2 separate regions of the Mus musculus genome follow, and region 2 is linked to region 1. Evidence: chromatin loops called from intact Hi-C (ENCODE). Cell type or tissue: left cerebral cortex. All regions are shown on one strand. Each heading gives the region's core, and the rest is flanking DNA. Links, peaks and the distances in the headings are about the cores only.

Region 1 (11,303 bases), core at 2,998-7,997:
AGCATCCTTGAGTTAGGCCGAGCCGTCACGGGTGAACCATGCTCCTCCTAAGCAGAGGCAAAACCCTACCTGCCAAAGTCACAGGAAACAACAAGCATTAGCTTTAGATGCCTAAGACTTTGGATAGTTGGAATGTCAAATATGGAAGCTATAATTTTTTTTTAAAGATTTATTTATTTATTTATTATATGTAAGTACACTGTAGCTGTCTTCTGACATTCCAGAAGAGGGAGTCAGATCTCGTTACGGATGGTTGTGAGCCACCATGTAGTTGCTGTGATTTGAACTCTGGACCTTCGGAAGAGCAGTCCGGTGCTCTTACCTGCTGAGCCATCTCACCAGCCCATGGAAGCTATAATTTTTAACTGTGCATAAATGTTAAACATTTGTTTGCATGTTGAATGAGCCAGGATTTCAACCTATTGTAGTGACAACTTTAGAATTTTGGTGTCTTTAAAAAACGTGGAAATGTTATGTAAGAATTTGAATCCCAGGTGTGGGATATGAGGCTGCTTCAGTCTGTTCACTGCAGCTATGATTTGCCTCGTGCTCTAGCAGAGGCGTGATTTTGCCAGCTGCAGGCAGTTTCTGAGATTTTGCCACAAATGTGGAGTTCTGGGGACTTTTCAGAGGATATAAAAATGCTAGGGCCCCCGAGTTGGTGGTGGATTTTTTTTGATTGGTTGTTGTTGGTCCAAGTTTATTGAATAGTTGTATGCAAAAGAAAAAAGAAGACGAAATTAGATATTCTGACAGCAAGGAAGATCAAACTTGCACCAAGGAACCTGAAGGCCCTAATCAGCAGCAAGATAATAATGCTCCAATAATGCTCCCCCTTTCCTCTCTATCCATTATTTCTCATATCTAGGATGAGGAGGTGAAAAAGGTGGAAAAAGGGTGCAGAAGGGTAGAAGGAAGAAGAACCCACAAAGTAGCCAAAGGACGAGCTATAACCTGCAGCCCAAACTGGGCTCACACTCAAGTCCCTCCCGGGTCAGTGTCCTGAATACCAGGGCTGATTATAGACGCAGAGCCTCAAGTCTTTCAAAGACTAAAAACTTAAAGAAAACATTCCAAAAGAACCAAGTAGAGACTGGAGAGGTGGCTCAGTGGTTGAGCACTGACTGCTCTTCCAAAGGTCCTGAGTTCAAATCCCAGCAACCACATGGTGGCTCACAACCATCCATAATGAGATCTGATGCCCTCTTCTGGTGTGTCAGAAGACAGCTAGAGTGTACTTACATACAATAAGTAAATAAATCTTAAAAAAAAAAGGAACCAAGTAATATTTCAGAAATGAACATAATAATCAGTAGGGGAAAGTCCTCCAGGCATTGGTTCAATAACAGAAAAGGCTGGAAGCAGAAATAGCCGGTTGCAGAATTCAGAATAGCTTACACAGCCAAGAATATAACAGTATGAGAGGGAAAAAAACAACCGTCTTGGAGAACACAGGAACTGAATACATGCAGTCAGAGCCCCAAGTTGAAAGGATAAGGAAAAAAAAAAGATGACTATTTAAATACTTAATACACAGGAAAAAATAGATATATAATCTATAAAATCTAAGTAGAAAACTAAAAAGAAACTCATCTTAGTGACACACTACAGAAACTTTTCAAAATGCACCTCCCTTCTCCCCACACCCCACCAAAAAAAAAAAAAAAAAAAAAAAAAAAAGAAGGGGAAAGGAGAAAAACAACCTTTAATGTAGCTAGGGAAGAGATTAGCAATATAGAGGAGGCAATGGATACAACTCTAAACTTCTCTTACATTTTTGGTTGTGAGCCCAGCCTTTAACAGCTGAGTCATCTCTCCAGCCCAACTCTATCAACTTCACAACCAGAGGGCACCGAGCATACACTGTCTTTTCCTCATCCTCTCTCTCTAAGTTCTAAGACAAAAGGACTAACAACCTAAAATAATGTGTCCAGTAGCTATGCACTTGAAGAACATTAACTTAGGTACAGTTTTGTAGACACAGGCACCTCCCTCATCGCAGTTTTAGTTACCTGAGGTCAGCTGCATCCTGGAATAGCAAATGAAAACTCCAAAAGCTGAAGTTCCTAAGTTAGAAACCGTATGGCACTCTGCTGAGATAAAAACTTATGCTGTCCTGCTCATCCTACCTGAGATACGGATCGCCCCCTTACCCATCATGCCTACACCACATGCATGACGGCTCACTGTTCACTTCAGGAGGCGTCTGGCCAATGGGTCAACCATCACTACAGACTGTATCCATGTAACCCTTATTTTACTCAGCAGTCCCAACTCTGGCAATTCAGACCTGGCACCGAGGAGCTGCACAGTGGGGCTCTTCAGTGAAAAGCTGAACATTCTTGACTTGATGGCAAAGAAAAAGAAGTCATTCGAAGTATCTTCTAACTAGTGTGAAGGAAAAAGACATTAATTGTACTTCTTTGTCCAAAAACTGCATAACTCTCAGACATAGTACATGACATGGCACTCTTAAGAGGGAAAAGGCATGATGTTTACAGCTTGTGTTCAGGAAACATCCCACAACACAGGGTTCTGTTCTGCCCAGGTTTAGGAATCGACTGGGTGTCTTGAACAGACTGTCCACAGCTAAAAGGAGAGTCCAGAATACAAACCAAGCCCAGTCTAGAACCAGGATACCCATTCTACAGAACATTACTAAGACTATTAATACTTGCTAGGTGATCTGTCCACTGCTTTGGAGAGAGCACTATAGATGTCCCACTTTGGGTATGGCTCTTTTGTTTATTGTGACCTTGGGCCAGGCCTCAGATTCCATATCTACAAATTCAGTACTGGCAAATCACAATGAGCTGCGACTAATTAAGGTAGCTCAAGTTCGTGTCCTCCTAAAGCCTATGTTGTAACGGTAATCCCTAATTAGATGGTATTAGGTGCAGGCTTTAAAAAGTAACTAGGCTTAGGTCATGAGGGCAGGATGCCATCACAGGATCATGGCTGCTAGAAGAGACGTCACGCTCTCGCTCCTCCAGCCTATGAAAAGACAGTAGCCATCCACGAGCCAGGAAGAAGGTCTCACTAGGGAATGGACATGCTAGCAACCTTGCTCTCAGACATTTAAGACGACAAAGCAGTGAGACACAGCTGTCTATGGTGTAAGGCACTGGCTTATGAAATTACGCTATAGTAGTCTGAACTCACTATCTTATCTGGTACAATCCATACAGTGCCCAGCACACAGCATTCAACAGCTGTTATCAATCCTGATAACCCAGAGTCTCAGCAAACACTAACACACTCCAAGCACATCCCTGTCTACACTTTCCCTCCACTGTTCTCTCTTCCCACATCTCTACTCACCTAAACCTGCACTTATGTGGTCAGTAGGAAGCCAAGTGTGGTGTCACATACCTGTAACCGTGCGCCAACAGCTGAGGCAGAAGAATCGCTCAGTAAGGCCATGCAAGCATGACGGCCTGAGAGGCTCCCTCAGAACCCAGGCAACACAGCACAAGCTGCAATCCCAGCAATGGACAGGTAGTGACAGGAAGCCCCCTGGGGCTTGCTGTCCACTCTGCCAAGTAGACTCTGACCAGTCCTCGGTTCAGTGAGAGGCCATGTCTCAAAAAATAAGAGAAAGCAATTACACGCGCGCGCACACACACACACACACACACACACAGAGGGGTTGGGGAGAGAGGGGGGGATAGAGGCAGAGAGAGACAGAGACAGAGAGAGGCACAGACTGAGTTCCAGGCAAGCCTGAGCTACATAAGCCCAGACTGTTATTTGTTAGCAAAAGAAAGAACAAAACAAACACAGAAGTGCTTTAATTAAACCGTGGTGGCCAAAGAAAGAGAAGCAGCTGTCTGAGGGTCGGCTCCATCCACCATAAGCTTGAGGACAGCTGCGAGGTTGCACCTCATTCTAAAGACAGGGATGTCCACTGGGCAGGAACAAATGACAGGCACACGGGCGATGGGCACACGGTCGGGTAACTTTCTGCTTCCCATGAAAGCAACCTGCCCTCCTTACTCTCATCACCTTAGAGAATCATTCCCTCCCCCAAGCCCTAGTCCCATCCCCCTACTCCCCATCCCAGCCCGGGAGCTCAGCGGCTGGCACAGGGCAGTGCTCAAAGTGCAGCAACAGCAAGCCAGGCAATCACTCGGGCTCTTTTGTTTGTCCCTAATGATGGGGGCAGGGCAGGTACTTCAGTCCCCCTTAACCATTTGTTGACGCCACAGCTGTTCTCCTACCCAAAGCCAATGGCAATTAATCGCTGAAATGTGTCACAAAGAATACATGAGCAAACAACTGAACTCCAGGGACATTCCTCCTTCATCCAATTCGGTGCTGCTGTGAAGAAACTAGATAAAGGCAGAGGCTACTTGTATTAAACAAATCAGGTTTTCCCTTTACTAATGTCAAATCTAAAATCCCAGTACTGTAACTATGAGAAATCAAAACAAAACACAACTTTTAAAAAATTATATATCTATATAAAAAAGAACAAAACTCATTAAAGACTTCAAAAATAAAGCAAAAGGATGAGGAAGGGAAGGCACAAAGCCAAGAGCGAGCAGCCCAGGGCACTGCTGTTTAGAAACAACCTATCAATGATCTCTACATTTTCCCCTGGTGTTTTACATAACTGTAATCACAAATTGTAGTAGTCGCAGCCTGTGTCCTTTAAAGCGCCTGATAAACATTTCTCCACATTTTTCCTCTTAACTTTGCAGCTACACAGAGTAGATGACAGAAAATACCATTTCCTTCCACGACAACTACTACAGTAAAAACTGAGACTACCCTGTCGTTCCTGCAGCCGCTGAACTAAAATAAGATCTACTAAAAATGCCTAGCCACGCAGAGTGGTTAAAAATGTTAACTGGCTTTCAAGTGACACAGACAGACGACAGGCAAGACTTACTAGAGCCATCTCTGTCCTGGGTCAGTTTCTTCTTTAACATCACTGCTAACTGTCCTCACACCAACGGCCAAAAGCCCAGTGTGAGTGGTCATACACGCATACTGGCTCTTCAAGGCTAGGCTTCTTACTCATTGTGTGCCCGTGCTGTGGTGAACAGTACCTGACATAATGGAGGAGACATGCTAACACGCTGGTTGGAATGATTACTACGATTATGATTATTCAGACAGGAAAGATGACTGTGAGTTGAAGTTACCAGACACAACAGACGATATGACTGGCAGAATTTGACTTTAACAATAATTGTAGAAACAAAGTAAACCAGCGTAGACTGGGATACTCGACAGATGAAAGACATAAAGGCTGGAAAGAGCTCAGCATTTAAGGGCATTTGCTACCCTTGCAGAGGACCCAGTTCTGGGCCCAGCCCCTACACAGAGGTAACTCCAAGCCATCTGTTAATTCCAGCTCTGGGGGATCTAACACCCTCTTCTGGCCTCTCTGGGCGTGTGCATACATACAGTACACATACAGACAAACAAGTACGTATTCATGCAAATAAAGTTATGGGGACTGAATAGTTCAGTGGTTAAGGGCACTGGTTTTCTTCCAGAAGACTTGAGTTTGATTCCCAATACTTACCTGGCAGCTCACAAGCATCTGTAACCTCAGTCTCAGAGAAGCTGATGCCTTCTTCTGGCCTCCTTGGGCACTCCACACACATGGAGCACAGATAAACATGCAGGCAAAACCCCAGTACATATGTGTGCTGGTTTGAGTGCGAATGGCCCCTATGGCTCATACATTTGAATGCTTGGTTCCCAGTTGGTCAAGCTGTTTGGGAAGGATGGGGACGTGTGGCCTGGTTGGAGGAGGTGTGTCACTGGAGATGGGCTTTGAGGTTTCAAAAGCCCATGTCATTCCCAATTAGCTCTTTCCTTCTCTTTTCTTCCTCCCTCCTTCTTACAGATTAAGATATAAGCTCTCAGTTACTGCTCCAGTGCCAGGCACACCTGCCTGCTGCCATGCGCCCCACCATGATGGTTACGGACTTTAACCCTCCAGAACTGTGAGCCCCAGGTTAAGTGTTTTCTTTTATACGTTGCCTTGGTCATGGTGTTTGGGCACAGCAACCAAAACGTTAATTAAGACATCATAAAATAAAACATTTATTTGAAAAATAAACTTTTAAAAGAAAAAGCAAAAAGACCTAAGCGAAGAATCTTCCTTATAGATTGAAAAGCAAAGCAGCATCGCAAATCCTGCTACGCACAGTGGTGGTGGGGGCGGTGAGAGGCAATACAGGGCACATAATCAATATCATAGAGAAGCAAGAAAACCAAAACACAGCAACCGGAAAAACCTCTGCCTCCTGGGACATCGGAAACAGGTAGATTTCTGTGCATCATGGCAAGCAGCAAAGAGGCAGTAAGCTAATGCTTTAGGCTGCCATTCAGTGGACAGTGTCCTTGCTAGCCTGAGTGTAAAAGAATCTGCTTACTCAACTTAGTTTCCAGATCTCTTCATATGCCAGTGCAGATATATGTATACAGTGCTAGACTTCAGAGGCATGTGCAAAGATTTAAAATGTGCACTCAGCCCAAATGCCATCACACACACACACGCACACAGACCTGATTGGAAACACCTTGAGAGAGGCTATAGAATCTGCTTCCCATCACCAGGATCAGCCAACTGCGTGCTCTAACCCACTCTCACACATATTTTCTTCTCTTTTACCCCACTTGTGCTTTAGAAGAATTCAAAGGATTTACGAAGAAGGAATTTGTTAATACCGCATCCCTAACAGCTGCAAGGTGGGTGCAGTATGTCCGTGGAGTCTTCTATTACAACGTACAATCAGAAAGCATGCTTGTGCATCCGCTGCCTTTCAGAAAATGGACTTAGGGCTATCCCTTGGGGGCTGCCTGGAGAGCACCTTCCACTAAACTTTAGGAGATGGAGCTCTGTGACTACTGAGTTTAACACTGCAATTATTTAATGACTAAGATCCCTACCAACTATCCACTCAGTCTCCTCAGCCTGTAGCCTGACCATAAACAAGTCATTTGAAGATGAGCAGTGGTTCCTTCCAAGTATTTCATGTTTTGGGATCAGCTGTCCTCTGTTTTTCTTAAAGGGCACATACAACCCTGAAAATGACTGTGACAATCAAGTGATCAAAAGGAAATAAAATGCCATAAAAAGGCAGGAGCTATATGTTCAAGGCCCTGAGTTCAATCAAGCAATCAATCAATGTAGGACATTATAAAACATGTCTCAGGAGTCTAAGTAAACAGAAGAAACTGTCTTCAAGACTGCAAACTGTTGTTCTGGTTCTAAATAAAGTCTGTTCTCTGGTACACCGAAAGTTCTGGAAAGTTACTGACTTGCTACATAATCACTCAAAAAGGGGACGCGGCCTAACATCTGTAAGGCTGAATCGGACCAGCCATCCACCTCACAAAGGAATATTATACACATACAAACAGTATGTCTTTGAATGTGTGATCATTTTACTAAACTGATCCATAATAAGAATGTCCACTGTCAGACACAATAAACAAGTAGCCAAAGACTGAGCTGCCACAGACTAGAGACTTCCAGGTTTTCCGTGCCTGAGGTACCGCCTCCAGAGCCTGACCTCTGCATGCTGGTTTCTTCATACACAAGTCAGGAAAAATAATAACACAGTCTTAAGTTATCAAAATTAAATGAAATAATTCACACTAAGGTCTCATAATACAGCCCAGGAAGGGCAATCACATGGAATGTTTACTATGTTAGGAATTATCTTTTTTAATTTTTGGAATATGGTCTCTGGGTAGCCCTGGCATGCCTTGAATTTGCCATGTAGCCTAGGCTGGACTTGAAGAACTGGCAGTGATCCCCCTGCCTCTCTCTGCCCCTCAAGGCCTGGGATTATAGGCATGTGTCACCACATACAAATTAGAATTTGTAAGTTTTTGCTGTCTCATGCTACCCCAGGGTAACCTGGAACTCACTGTGGATCCCGGAATGCCTTGGAGCTCAGTGATCCTCCTGCCTCAGCCTGCAGAGCACTGGGGTTACAAACATGAGTCACAGCAGGCAGGAAGGCAGGAGCTAGCATTTTTAAATGAAAATGGTACACAGAGATACCAAGTGAAAAGTGTAATCCTAAAAATTAAGAAGGCACAGCTGTCCCCTATGAAGATGACACGTCTTTAAAGGCTAATTTTACATTTACTTCTGTGTGAAGGGCCCACATGCATGTATGAATTTGAGCGCCCACAGAGCTCAGAGAAGTGTGTCAGATACCCCGAGGCTCAAGCTGTGTGCTGGTTGAGCCATCAAGTTGGTGCTGTGAACAGAACTTGGGTCCTCTGCCACAGTACTCCTTTGTATTCACTGAGTACCTCTCCAGCTTTAAGGTAGACGTAAGGTAAAAACTATATAATAGGAAATTCCTTCCTTTAACAAGAAAGCTACAGCCGGGCAGTGCTAGCGCACGCCTTTAATCCCAGCACTTGGGAGGCAGAAGCAGGCAGATCTCTGAGTTCAAGGCCAGCCTGGTCTACAGAGTGAGTTCCAGGACAGCCAGGACTACACAGAAAAACCCTGTCTCGGGGAAAAAAAAAAAAAAGAAAGAAAGAAAGAAAGCAAGCAAGCTAGCTACAGCTGGCACCTCATCTTGCCTTCAATCCTAGATTACAAATATCTACTGTAATTCCTATGGAATGGAAGTAAATCCCATCCCTCAATACCAAGAAACCCACCAACTTAAACCCCGCCTGAGGGGCAGCATCTGAGACAAGAGTCTATGGAGCCCTTAGCCGTCTCTACTTCTACTAACAAATCATCATGAAGAAATTCATCCCTCAAGTCAACTGCAAAATATTTTCTCCAATAAAAACTGCAGAATTTCATGTGAGGGAATCTCTCCAACAATAGGGAGTTGTTCTAGTCTGTGAATAGTACGTGCCAGTGGCACCAGCACAGTGGGAGTTGGACATTGCTGACACTCCTGTCCCCTGGCTAGCCTCGGGTCAGCTCTATCTCCCAACTGCATTTGGCTTTAAAATTTAAAATCAAGCAAAATATATGGTAAAAAAAAAAATGTATGCTAAGCCTCATCCTTGCTACAGAAGCCTGTTTCCAACACTTCTGCACCAGAGCCCCTGTTTTCTACCACCACCCTGAGCACCCCACTAGAATAAGCGTCAAACACAAAAGCGCTTTGTCTTCTTGCCTGACCACCCCCCACTCCCAACAGTGCTTTGGTGTATTAATTTGTATACTCTGGAGAACATCGTAGGCGTCAGCAAAGCCAAGGAACAAACCAAGGGTTGAGGAGTGGTCCGGGTTGGGTTACCTTCTGAAGAAGGAGTGGTGCCTTATGAAACCTTAAGTTTGCCACTACTTGTTTGGCCGTCAGTTCTTAATGAAAAAAATTTTTTTAAAGAAGACTAATATTCGCCTCTAAAAATGGGTTCACAAACCCACTTCACTGAGCTGTTTTAAGGACTGAGATAATAGCTTCGAAGTGCCCTGTGGTATTTATGGAAAGTAACTGCAAAGTAAACTTTACAGTGCTTTTCGCCCAACCGACCAGGGAGATACTGTCTCCCAGGAATTCCACTGGAAAGAAATGAGCAAAACTTTCAAGTTTAGCAGTGTGTCGGGATCAAATGATCCAGATGCTATTTGGGAGTCAGGGTCTCCTCCACCACGCTGCAACAAAGATGCTCATCCCTGTGCAGTCCCCATCTCCGCACAAGGCTGGCTGGCCTTGCCCAGTTCAGCTTCTTTGTTGACCCTAGCAGCTCCTGGGAGGACAGGCCTCTGGAGCTTCCCAAGCCGCTTGTCCTCCACGACTTCTGGGTACCACACTGCTTGCTGATGGGGTGTTTCCTCCAGCAAGTTTTAGAGCCCGTGAGGCATCTGCCACGGTCCTTCTAGAGGGCCGTGTCCCTGTACGGGACCAGCCGCATCCACGCGGGTCTGCCCGAGACCGGACCCGACCCGACCGCTCACGGAGCCTCGCCCGCCACGCTCCCGCAGAGGCCACCCCTCAGCTTCTCGGCCGGACCTGGAGTCGTGGGAGCCGAAACCGCTATTCCACCGCGGCCCGGGCCGCTCTGTCCCCATCGGCACAGACCACACACTTCCTAGCGGCACTGAAGCGTCAACTCACCCCTGAAGAGCAGCAGCAGGAAGAAGTCAGGCAGCCGCGCGTACAGTCGAAGTCGCAGCCGCCGGCTCAGCGCCATGTCGAGGGGAATGTGAGGGGCTCAGGCTCGGAGCGGAGAACCGGCCTCGTGCGCATGCGCCCAGCCTGCTTGGACCCTGCGACCCGCCTCCAGTTTCCATAGCGACCACGCGGCCTCGGCCGAGCCGGCACCATAGTGACCGAGAAAGCTCAAGTCTGGTTGCTATGGATGCAAAGATGCTCAGTGCTTCCAGGTGCTACCTCTGTCGATGAACTTAGCGGGAAGAGAATTAAAAAGCGTGTCTGGGAGGGAGGCGGGGTAGATTTATGAAACTGTAGATTATCGCTACAGATCTAAGAAGGATTACTCCATTAAGATTTAGGGAATGATGGGGCTGGAGAGATGGCTCAGCAGTGAAGAGCACCTGTTGCTCTTACAAGGACCCAGATTCCATTCCCAGCACCCATATTGTGGTTCACAACCACCTGTAACTCCAGTTCCAGGCGATCTGACGCCCTCTTCTGACCTCTGACGGCACTAAACATGCTTGTGGTGTGTGGCACTAAACATGCAAGCACAACACTCATACACATGAAATAAAATAAATCATTTTTAAGGAAATGTGTGTTATTTTACAAATAAAATCATGACAATTTTTGAAACAGTATTTTCACACCTATAGAGGTCCTGATTCCAAAAGTAATGAAAGGAGAAAATGCTGAAATCTGCATAAATATTAGCAAGATACGCCAAGTACATAAATGCAATAAGTTGATGTAGAAGGATAATTCATTTCTATGGTAGAGCTAAAGGATACTGGTATCCCCAACAGTTTATCCTACACAATACAGGGGTAATTCTTGCCATTGAATTTTTTACTTTTTTTTTTTTTTTGACAGTTTTACTTATATAGACCTGGCCACCCTGGAACTTGAAGGCTAAATAGACCAGGCTAGCCTCAAACTCACATAAGCCCAATTTTGTCTGCTTCCAAGAGTTAGTATTAAAGGCAAGCACTACCATGTCTGGATTCTTTAAATTTTTTATAAATTTAACAATATGTATGTGTGTATATCTGCATGTGAGATGTGTGAAAATAAGTGTGGGTTCCCTGAGAGGCCAGAGGCGCAGAGTTAACAAATAGTATGCCTGGTGTGGGTGCTGAGAACTGAACTTGGGTCCTCTGGAATAGCAGCAAGTGTTCTTAACTGCTGAGC
Region 2 (9,846 bases), core at 3,923-8,922, 51 kb after region 1:
GCTCACATCCATGACAGGATTGCCTTCTAGTGGCATAAACTCACTTGATTCCTTTCTGGGATCCTTTGCCAGCAATGAGCTGACGGCAGACTCCTCACCTCCCGCTTGTGTATACCAGCTATGACCATGGCAGCAGCCTGGAAGAGCCCTAACCCCTCCCCCATGCATACCTGCTTCCCCTAACCTAAGGCCACTAGCTGGTCACTCCTGAGATGCTTCTGGTTGTGAATCAGCTTGGCTTTTCTTCCATAACCTGGACTGTTGAGTTTTCACATGAACTTCTTAAGCCAACCTCTTAATTTTCTGAAATTTCATTTTTCCTTTCTGTCCAGAAAAATAAAAATTAGATTTAATCAAATTCTTCTTCTAAAAAGATTACTTTAAGCTGGGCAGTGGTGGTACATGTCTTTAATTCCAGCTCTGCGGAGGCAGAGATGGGCAGATGTCTGAGTTCCAGGCCAGCCTCATCTACAGAGTGAGTTCCAGGAATACATAGTGAAACTCTGTTTCTTAAAACAAACAAACAAACAAACAAAACCAACAAAAATAAAAAGAGATTAATTAAAAACATTCTGTGTGTGCATGAGTGTGTGTGTGTGTGTGTGTGTGTGTGTGTGTGTGCGCGCGCGCGCGCGCATCTGTGTCTGTGTGGGTATGACCATGTGAGTGTTGATGCCCATGGAGGTCAAAGGCATCATTGGTTCCCTTACAGCTGCAGTCACAAGCTGTTGTGAGCCACACAGAATAGGTTCTGGGAATGGGGCTCCAGTCTCCTGGAAGAAGAGCAAGTGTTCTTAACTTCTGAGCCATCTCCTCAGTAATCTCTTAAAAATGCACTGTGATTGAACTATCCAAAGGGCCCCAACATCCGGGTCACTTTGCCTCTCTGCCTAGACTTGGAGTGGGATGGGACAACAGAAAATCTTGTAGTCTCTTTGTTTATTTTAAGAAAAATTATATTTTTATTAATTATTTGGGAAAGTATTTTGGGGGACTGAAGAGATGGCTCACAGGTTAAGAGCACATAGTCTACTCATTCATACATAAAAATGAAATAATTTTTCTTTAAAAAAATGAAGAATGTATTTGGGTCATCTTAGTACCTCTGCCAAATCGCCTCAGATGCACCCTACCTCTCATATATATATGACTATCTATCTATCTATCTATCTATCTATCTATCTATCTATCTATCTATCTATGGAACATGATATATATGTCCCATTTAGGGCTGAGAACTCCAGTTTCTTTTTTTCCTTTTTAAATTGATTTGGGAATCTCACATTTTGTATCCTGATAGTGCTCACCTTCCATGTTCCCATGTCTCCCCTCCTCCTCTGTCCCCCTCCCAAAAAGGAAAAGGCAGGTCCATTTTGTATTGTCCATATACTCAGTGGAGCATGGTCAAATTCCTAGTTGCCAGCCCTCCTGACCCAGGGAGTCTTTCTCCAGTTGCAGCCATGCCAGAAGCCATCAACAGAGGAGAGCCACACCCATGGCCATGCCCTTGTCCCCAGTAGCATGGCACTCCAGTTTCTTATTATTTACATGTTGGTAATTTGTGGGTCTCTGCAGTACTGGACAAGGAAGCATCTCTGATGAGGGTAGAGAGATGCACTAATCAGTGAGTAATGATAAATCACTAAGGGTCATTTTTATGGAGTTGGAGAGATGACTCAGCAGTTTGGAGCACTGGCTGCTCTTCCAGAGGTCCTGTGTTCAATTCCCAGCAACTACATGGTGGCTCACAACCATCTGTAATGGGATCTGATGCCCTCTTCTGGTGTGTCTGAAGACAGTAACAGTGTACTCATAGACATAAAATAAATAAGTACTTTTTAAAAAATCATTTTTAATAATATGTCCATGTATCAGAATAATAGTACTAGGTTCTTCCCTGGGCCTATGACATGTCTAGCCTCAGGTTCTTAGACCCGGTCATGGCGCCAGGCACAGGTTCCACGCCATGGAGTAGCCCATAAATTGAGTCATGAAATGTTTAGTTACTCCCATTAACATTCATGCCACTGCAGCAGCAGTAGGTGGTCTTGCCAGGGTAGTTGTTGCTGTAGCTCGCAGGGTTCACAGCTCAGTGAAACTGAGGATTACTGATCACCTCTGGTCGCACGCGCAGTACATTCCAGCACTGTGGAAGCCAGTCAGTGGGGAGAAGCTTCCAGTTTAGTGCCAATTTTGTTTCTCTGCATCTTTGATGCAAGTATGTGGTGTCTTCAGCAATAGAGTCTCACCATCAAGTTCTGGAGGGTAACCAAGAGCAGTGACAGTAGCCTGTAATGTTTGGGGGCTTATGACGCCCTACTGATCAACAGCTCAAAAAGAGGTAACCTATTTCTAGTATTGGAGTTTTAATTTGCTAGCATGGAGTATCTAGTAAGGCTATGGTTCCTTGCTCTCATTATAGGGTAATTCCATTTAAATTCTTTATATTTATATATGCATATTGAATACAATGTCTACAGTAGTAGATTTCCATACAACTGTTTGAAAAGTCTTTAGTGTTAGTTACTGCTCTTCATAGTCTCTCCTCTACCATCTTCTTGTCCTCCATGCCCTTTAACCTTTCCTGATTTCTTATTCTCCTTTCCACCTTTACAGCACTGTCTTCTGTCTTCCCTCTCTTGAAGGATTCCCTTCCATGGTCCCTTAGTAGTATCCTAACCTTTATGGGTATTCCAAATGAAATGTGCACATCCTAAGATTCAAAGCTAACGTTCATACCTGAGCAAAACCACACAGTATTTGTCTTTCTGTGTCTGGGTTGCATCATGCAGGAGGATAGCTTCCAGTTCTACCCATTTACCTGCAAATTTCATCATTTTATTTTCCTCAATTACTGGGTAATATCTCATGGTGCAAGTGCCCTGTATTTAAACTGTCATTCTGGTACTCTTGTGTTCTTGTCTGAGCTCTGTGAACTTTGTTATTTGTTTTTTATTTATTTTTCCAGTTTCTTAAGCAACTCATATCCTTTTCCTTTTAAAGACTTGTTTAAGAGACGATTCAATGGTTGAGAGCACTGGATATTTTTCCAGAGACCTTGGCTTTGATTCCTAGCACTCAAATGATGGCTAACAACCATCCACGACTCCAGTTCCAGGGACTACAATGCCCTATTCTGGCTGTGGTACTGCACACACATGGTACACAGACCTATATGCAGGGAAAATTCTTTGGGTTTCTTTTCATTTTATGTGTAGTTGTCTATTTATTGTTATAGTTTATTGTTTAAATTAAAATATAGCTTAGAACCTTTTTTTTGGAGACTTACTTTACTGTATGAGTGCTTTGTCTGTGTATATGCATATAAGAATATATGTTTATTTACCACATACCTGTAGAGGCCAAAGATAGTGTTAGACCCTTAGAATTTGAGTTATAGATGGTTGTGAACTGCCATGTGGGCGCTGGAAACTCAACCCCCGTAAGAACAGCAAGTGCTCTTAACCACAGAGTCATCTCTCTGGCCCTTGTTTCAGTTCTTTTGGGACAAGGTCTCAAATGTAGCCAGGGCTAGGCTTGAATTTGCTGTGTAGCCAGAACTTCCTTTGTATTTCTGATCGTCCTGCAGCCACCTCTCCAGTACTGTGATTGCTGCATGGGCTGCCCTGCTTAGCTATGCTGTGAATTGTGTAAGAGACAGATGAGAGCATAGGTTGAAACCTCCCAGATGTTTTAGCAAGCCCAAGGGAGTGGGTGTTGTGACTTTTTAGGGGAGCAATGACTATACTGGGAGAAACAGAACTTCCCTTTAATTTCTTGTTGAAGATTGTGCAGGAGAGGAAAAATGTAGGTCTCAGCCGCCCCATCCCCCATCCCCGTGAGGTCTTGGACCATTCATGAAATCTCTATGAGCCCCTCATTCTTAGCTGTCAAGAAAGAATATAATAATCCTATCTCACAGCTTTGCTGGAAAGATTAGATGAGAAACTGAAAGTGTAAGGCCTCTCACGCTGTGAAGAGCTCTAGAGAAGTTATTATGGATGGAGCAGATATGAGTGTTCAGGTGTCAGGACCAAAAGAGGCAGTGAGCCGAACTTGCTCTCTATGAGGCTTAATGAGGGATTCGGAGAAAAATTAAGGAACAGGAAACACTGCGAAGCCTCTGAGCCTTGGGAGCCGAGGAAAGCAGGTTTCCAGTTCTGCAACTCTATCCGCGAAGAGAACCATCATCTGTGTCACAGCCTTCAGACCCTTGTATGGGCTACAGAGATGCTGAGCATGATTGGCATATCAGGGTATGAAGGTGAGGCACTGGCTAGGCGGGGCATGGATGGGTGTCTGCAGGAAGGATCCAGAGTCTTAGAGTAGCTTGGCTTGTTCCATGGATAAGGAGGTGGAAGGCAGATACCCCAAAACAGGTTGGCACTGTAAAATAAACAACCAATGTGGGTAAAAGAAATGTTAAAACACTAAAGGCATTAGAAGGACCCTTCATCCTTTTCTGCTTTTAATGCCCCATCTATGTTACATCCTCGTGGGATTTTTAAGTTCCCTTTGGACAAGAACCTTGTCATTTTGGTTTACACATCTTCATGGTGCCTTGCAGACAGAATCTCTTAATACGTACTGCTTGACTGAGTGATTGGGAGAGAGCAGGAACAAAGAGAAAGGGGAATAAGAGATGAGCTGTTTTTTACATCCATTGTGAAGGCGATCAGAGCATCTGTGCTTTGGTACTGATTGGGGCACAGTTTAAATCTGACTCCCTGTCTACAGAGAAAAGAAGTCCTAATACTAACAGAACCTTGGCTTTGTGTTCCTTCTGCCTTGGCAGTGTCTGGAGGGGATAGGACCATCAGATGGAGGGGTGGAAGGCAGAGTTGGCTGAAGGCAAGGAGGTTTGGAAGAGAATTAAGGCACTGCAGAGATCATGTCCCTGAGACAAGGTTTCTCTGTATAGCCCTGGCAATCCTGGATGTCTCTGTCTTAAAATGTTACATTGAGTTAGTTAGTCCAATTACTACGAAGATGAAACAAGTCCCAAGGTCATACTGTTTGCCAGTGTCAGTGACAGATCTAGGACCAGAATGAGAATCTTGATTTCTAACCCCAAGCCCTTCCAAAGACTACAAATTATGTCTTAAGATTGATCCTAAAGAGAGACCTGGGCCTATGAACTAGGCTGAGTTTGCAAGTCTACTTCCTGCCTGGAGACAAAAGGCTATCCTGAGCTGAGTAAGTCTGCCCCAGAGAACAAAAAAAAATGTCATAGATAATGTTTCCCTCATTTTCTCTTTCCTGTGGTCCAGACAGTGGCTGCAGGTGTGAACACGTTCCCTGTGTTGATTAGTTTATGTCAACTTGACACAGGCTAGAGTCACTGAGAGGAGGTAATCTCAATTGAGAAGATGCCCCTGTAAGATCAGACTTTCAGTCAGGGTTTCATTGCTGTGAAGGGACGATATGACCAAGGTCAACTCTAGTAGAAGAAAATATTTAACTGGGGCTGGCTCACAGTTTCAAATGTTCAGTCCATTATCATCATTACTGGAAGCATGGCCTGGTTCAGGCAGACATGGTGCTGGAGGAGCTGAGAGTTCTATATCTTGATTTGAAGGTAGCCAGGAGACTCTGGATCACACTGGCTAGACATGAGTATGTATGTGAGACCTCAAAGCCCTGCCTTTACAGTGACACACTTCTCCTAACAAGGCTACATTTCCTCCAATAAGACCACACTTCCTAAAAGTGCCACTTCCCATGGGCCAATCATATTCAAACTGCCACACACCTAGAGGGCGCTTTCTTAATCAGTGACTAATGGGGGATGGTCCAGCCCATAGTTGGTGGTGCCATAACTGGACTGGGTTCTATAATAAAAGCAGGCTAAGCAAGCCCTGGGGAATAATCCAGTAAGCAGGACTCCTCCATAGCCTCTTCATCAGTTCCTGTCTCTAGGTTCCTGCTCTGTTTGAGCTCCTGTCCTGAATTCCTTTGATGATGAACTGTGATGTGGAAACATAAGCTAAATAAACCCTCTCCTTCCCAAGTTGCTTTAGTTGTGGTATTCCATGGCAGCAATTAAAAACCTTGACGTACACAAATCAGAGAAGAAAGTTAATGGCCCTAGCTTGCATCCAGAGCAAGATGGAGACAGACATCCTATAATCAGTCCCCATGCATGATGACTACCTCCTTCAGGACTCAAGACTGTGAAGAAACCCGCCTTCCGTTTCCCTCTGTGCATATGAGAGGAGAGGGAGCTAGGCTGAGAGGCCTATTCTGGCTTCTGGCTCTGTCTCCTGCTCTCCTGCTTGGACTGAGCCAGAAGGGTAAGAAGAATGGGAAAAGAGAAATAAAAATAGCCAGAGGATGAAAGCCGCCATCTGTTGTGTGGGCGAGGGGGCCCTGAGGAAGAAGGTGTACTGCTTAGAGTCCAAGCTTCGAAGCTGAAATGGGGGATTTCTGACTTTTAACAGACCACAAGGAGCAGCCAAGGTCGGGGAGGACAGAGGATAGAGCAGAAAGGGTGCAGCTTCTGGAGTTTGGTATAAGTTTGGGTATAAATCCTTTATGGTTGCACATTCAAGTTACCCGACATCCCACTGTGAAGGATGTTAATGCTATCAACCTTGTGGCTTGGTGTTATTGTGAAGGTTAAACAAACATGTCAGGATTCCCTGAACTATGAAAGGCCAGCTCTGTTCTTTTCCATGATCTCAGCCAGGCCCAGCTCTCTGCCTGCCTTCCCTAGGATGCGTGATTGAGCAGGCAACTTCCTGGAACTCTCCTTCTGAAGAATTCAGTGTGTTATACTAAGGGACTTCTTTCTCCCTTGTGATTGTCTCCTGAAGTCACTATCAGACCACTAGGACACAGGGGCCACAGATGAGCACTTGAAAGAACTTCCCAACCAGAAGATGTTGGACTATGGTTGTGAGAGCAGTGTTTCAGCTAGAGAGGCACCGAGTCCCTGGACCTAAGCCCTCTTCTCAGATGCGTGTTTTATTCAGGAGACAAAGAAGACCACATTCATCTGTGTTGAATATCTGTTGGCACATCAGTGAGAGGGGGATTTGTGAGCAGACAGATGCAAGCTTAGATGTGAGCTTTACTTCCTTGTGACTGTAGGGTCTTTGGGAAGTGGTTCGCCTTTCCAGGTCTCAGCTTCCTTCTCTATAAATAAAGAGAATGCTACTTCACTTCAAGGTTTACTTTGGGGCTGGGGTTGTAATTGAGCAGTAGAACACATACTTAGCATGTGAAAAGTCCTGAGTTTAACACACGTGCATTCAGGTTCTGGCAGCATACACACACACTTACACAGACGCCCCCCGCCCCCCAGCTTTGAGGATTAAATTGGGATAGGCACAATGTTTAATCACTACTCAGTAAAGCCAACAAAGGCAATGCTTTCGAAAGAAATCAGTGCTAAACCACACAGACACACCAGTGAAGTCTTGGTCTTAGGATCCCAGTAAGGCCTTAACCTGCTTCAGGAGCCTCTACCTTCATCTCCTCCTTAGTGCAACAGATTTTAGCCTGTGGTCTACCCACTTGGTCCCACCTCTCACCCTGACAACCCCTCTCCTACATCTGAGCATGAATCCCTAACCACTGTGTTTTCTTAATAGCTGTGCTAGAAGTAACTGGGTGTCACCTTGGCTGCATGCTTACCTGGAGTCAGGGCTCTTGGGTAAGGACATGGAGGTTCCAGGCAGTGGTCTCAGGCAGAAAAATGGGCATCTCTTTGTTTGGGGCTGTTTCTCCAGCAGTTGGAGACTTCTGTTCGGGAGCTGGTTCAAGTCCCACCCCTGGCCTTTCAGCTCCCTGGGGGATCTGCTCAGTGCCAACCCTTTGCCCTTAGTGCCCCATTACCAATTCACAACAGACCCTTTCACACCTCAATTAGCCACTTAGGGAAAAGAAAGCACAAGAGCAGGCTGGGGAACCTGTCCAGCCTGAGATGAATAGCTTCCCAAGCCTGCTGTTGCCATGGCAGCCAGCTGGGAACACCGTTTCCAGGGCCTAAGGCTCTCAGACATGCATGGAGGGAGAGGGGGGTGTGCTATGCTGCCCTGCTGGGCTGCCCACTCTTTTCTCCCACCCTGGCCTCCTGGCTGTCTTAGCAACAGCTATCCCCATTGCCATCGCAACCAGTGCTACAGCTTCTGCACTGGCCAGGGGCAGTATCTAGAGAAGCAAGGTGGGGGTATGGTGTGTGTGTGTGTTTGTGTGTGTGTGTGTGTGTGTGTGTGTGTGTGTGTGTGTGTGTGTGTGACTAGTACAAAGCTGGAGAGGAAAGGGAAAGGGAAAGAGATGTGGCAGTCTTAGCCACACTAAAATTTTAAGGATGCGTCCTGATTATATGGAGAAGAGGCTCATCAGCGGGCACTCAGAGGGGCCCTTCGTGGGCTGATTATTACCCTGAGTTTCTAAGAGCATTCTTGTAGATCTGGCTATGTGTGGATTTTTTTTTTTTTTGATCAAAAAACTATTTGTAATTTTTTTTTCAGATTCTAACATATGACAAAGGTCCCTGGTAGGTAAGAACCTTAATTGCAAAGATGTGCTCTGCAGAACGATCTTGGGCTTGGCTGACAGCAGGCTTCGGGTAATGCTTAGGAAAGAAACTAGCATATGAAGGATAGAGCATGTGACTCACTACCCTGGAGGCTGTTCCTGTCCACAGGGTCCCTACCATCCATTGCTTTCCCAGATGTGAACCTCTGGGAGGGGGAAGAATGGAGTGTCTTGCTCCCAACAGCCCCTGTCAATGTTTTGTTGTTTGTCCCCTGGCTGCCAGGTAATGTGCACCTGGCACTATGAAGTGAGCTCTCTCTTACATGTACTGTCCACACTGTCCAAAGTCCAGGGGCGGCGGTAAGACGTTTCTTCAGAGGGTGATTTTACTGTAATCACTAGCCACTCAGGGAAGTCTTTTGTGAACAGTACCATACTACAGACATCTACTCACTATCTGGCCACTGGGATCCCTGTTCATGCCATACCCTCAGCTGGTGGCTGAAGGCAGAGATCCCAGTGTGGTACCCCGGAGGCAGACAGATGGCATGGCGCCTTTGGGTACCCATGTGCCTGGGCTAGAAGCCAGAATGAAGATGCTTAGGAATTCCACAGAGGCAGCTGGACCCCAGACTTCATTGCCAGCAGTGGAAGGGAGGCAGGTGTAAATGGAAGGCCGGGGGAAAGGGCAGGAGAGTGGGTAAAGCCTTGGGACCCCCCTCCAAGAGGTATCATAGACCACACTGAGGGGGCATGGCTGCCATCTCTAGGAGGCTGAGTAATTAGTGAATGGAGAAAAGCTTTATTAGTCACTGCTGAGAAGAAGCACAACAGGTATTATCCAATCAGCTAATGGAGGGCTTCATGGTTTTCAAGAGGCTGCTATAAGGAGGGAATTTTGTTCTCTTCTCTCTTTGCCCCCAGAAGACTCATGGTGCTGAGAGCAGACGGTGAGGGGGAAGAGGATGGGCCCTTATTCTTGAGTCACTTAGCTGCCAGGGTACGTTTTTGGGGCTCTGGGAAGCACAGCATAGTCAGCTGCCTGTTGGTAGGAGGTAAGGGTCAGATTAGGGAGGCGATGCTACAAATGACTGAGGGCCTAGTCAGAAGTCATAACTGAAAATGACTAAGTGATGAAGGAAGAGTCCTGGGGGCTAGAGCTGACTCAGGACTGATGCTGGCTGGAGGCTCTGCTCTCCCACCTGACTCACCTGCTCCTGAAAGAGGAAGGCTGCCTGAAGGAGGAGGTGAGTGATCCAGAGGATGTTGTTAAAGAAGCCATGTTTCTTATGCTGGGAAGCTTTGGGGGTGCAGAGTGAAAGAAAGGCCCCTTCTGGTTGGAGATGCAGCTCAATGGTAGAA

Evidence for each region. Peaks named below come from ENCODE experiments on the same cell type or tissue, not always from the same donor. Only the 100,000 strongest peaks of a DNase experiment are listed, where the experiment ranks them.
Region 2: a loop joins it to region 1, with 4 times the contacts of the local background. A loop is called at or near these places in 1 of 42 quality-filtered maps.

What each region holds. Positions count from the first base shown.
Region 1 is chr9:27,145,221-27,156,523 of GRCm38, forward strand. Jam3 (junction adhesion molecule 3) reads right to left here and starts at 10,201. Exons shown (of 9, transcript NM_023277.4): 1 at 10,071-10,201. The coding sequence starts at 10,146. It overlaps LOC115487155 (a long non-coding RNA gene), which reads right to left and starts at 3,366. Exons shown (of 2, transcript XR_003948113.1): 1 at 2,291-3,366. In left cerebral cortex, for the core only: a CTCF peak has its summit at 5,396 (motif pointing left); DNase peaks (open chromatin) are centred at 4,019 and 4,850; H3K4me3 peaks cover 1,078 bases; H3K27ac peaks cover 4,316 bases.
Region 2 is chr9:27,195,372-27,205,217 of GRCm38, forward strand. No RefSeq gene overlaps it. Among named protein-coding and RNA genes, the nearest start is that of Jam3, 45 kb to the left of the region's middle. In left cerebral cortex, for the core only: no CTCF peak of the experiment used is centred there; DNase peaks (open chromatin) are centred at 6,302 and 8,000; H3K27ac peaks cover 3,109 bases.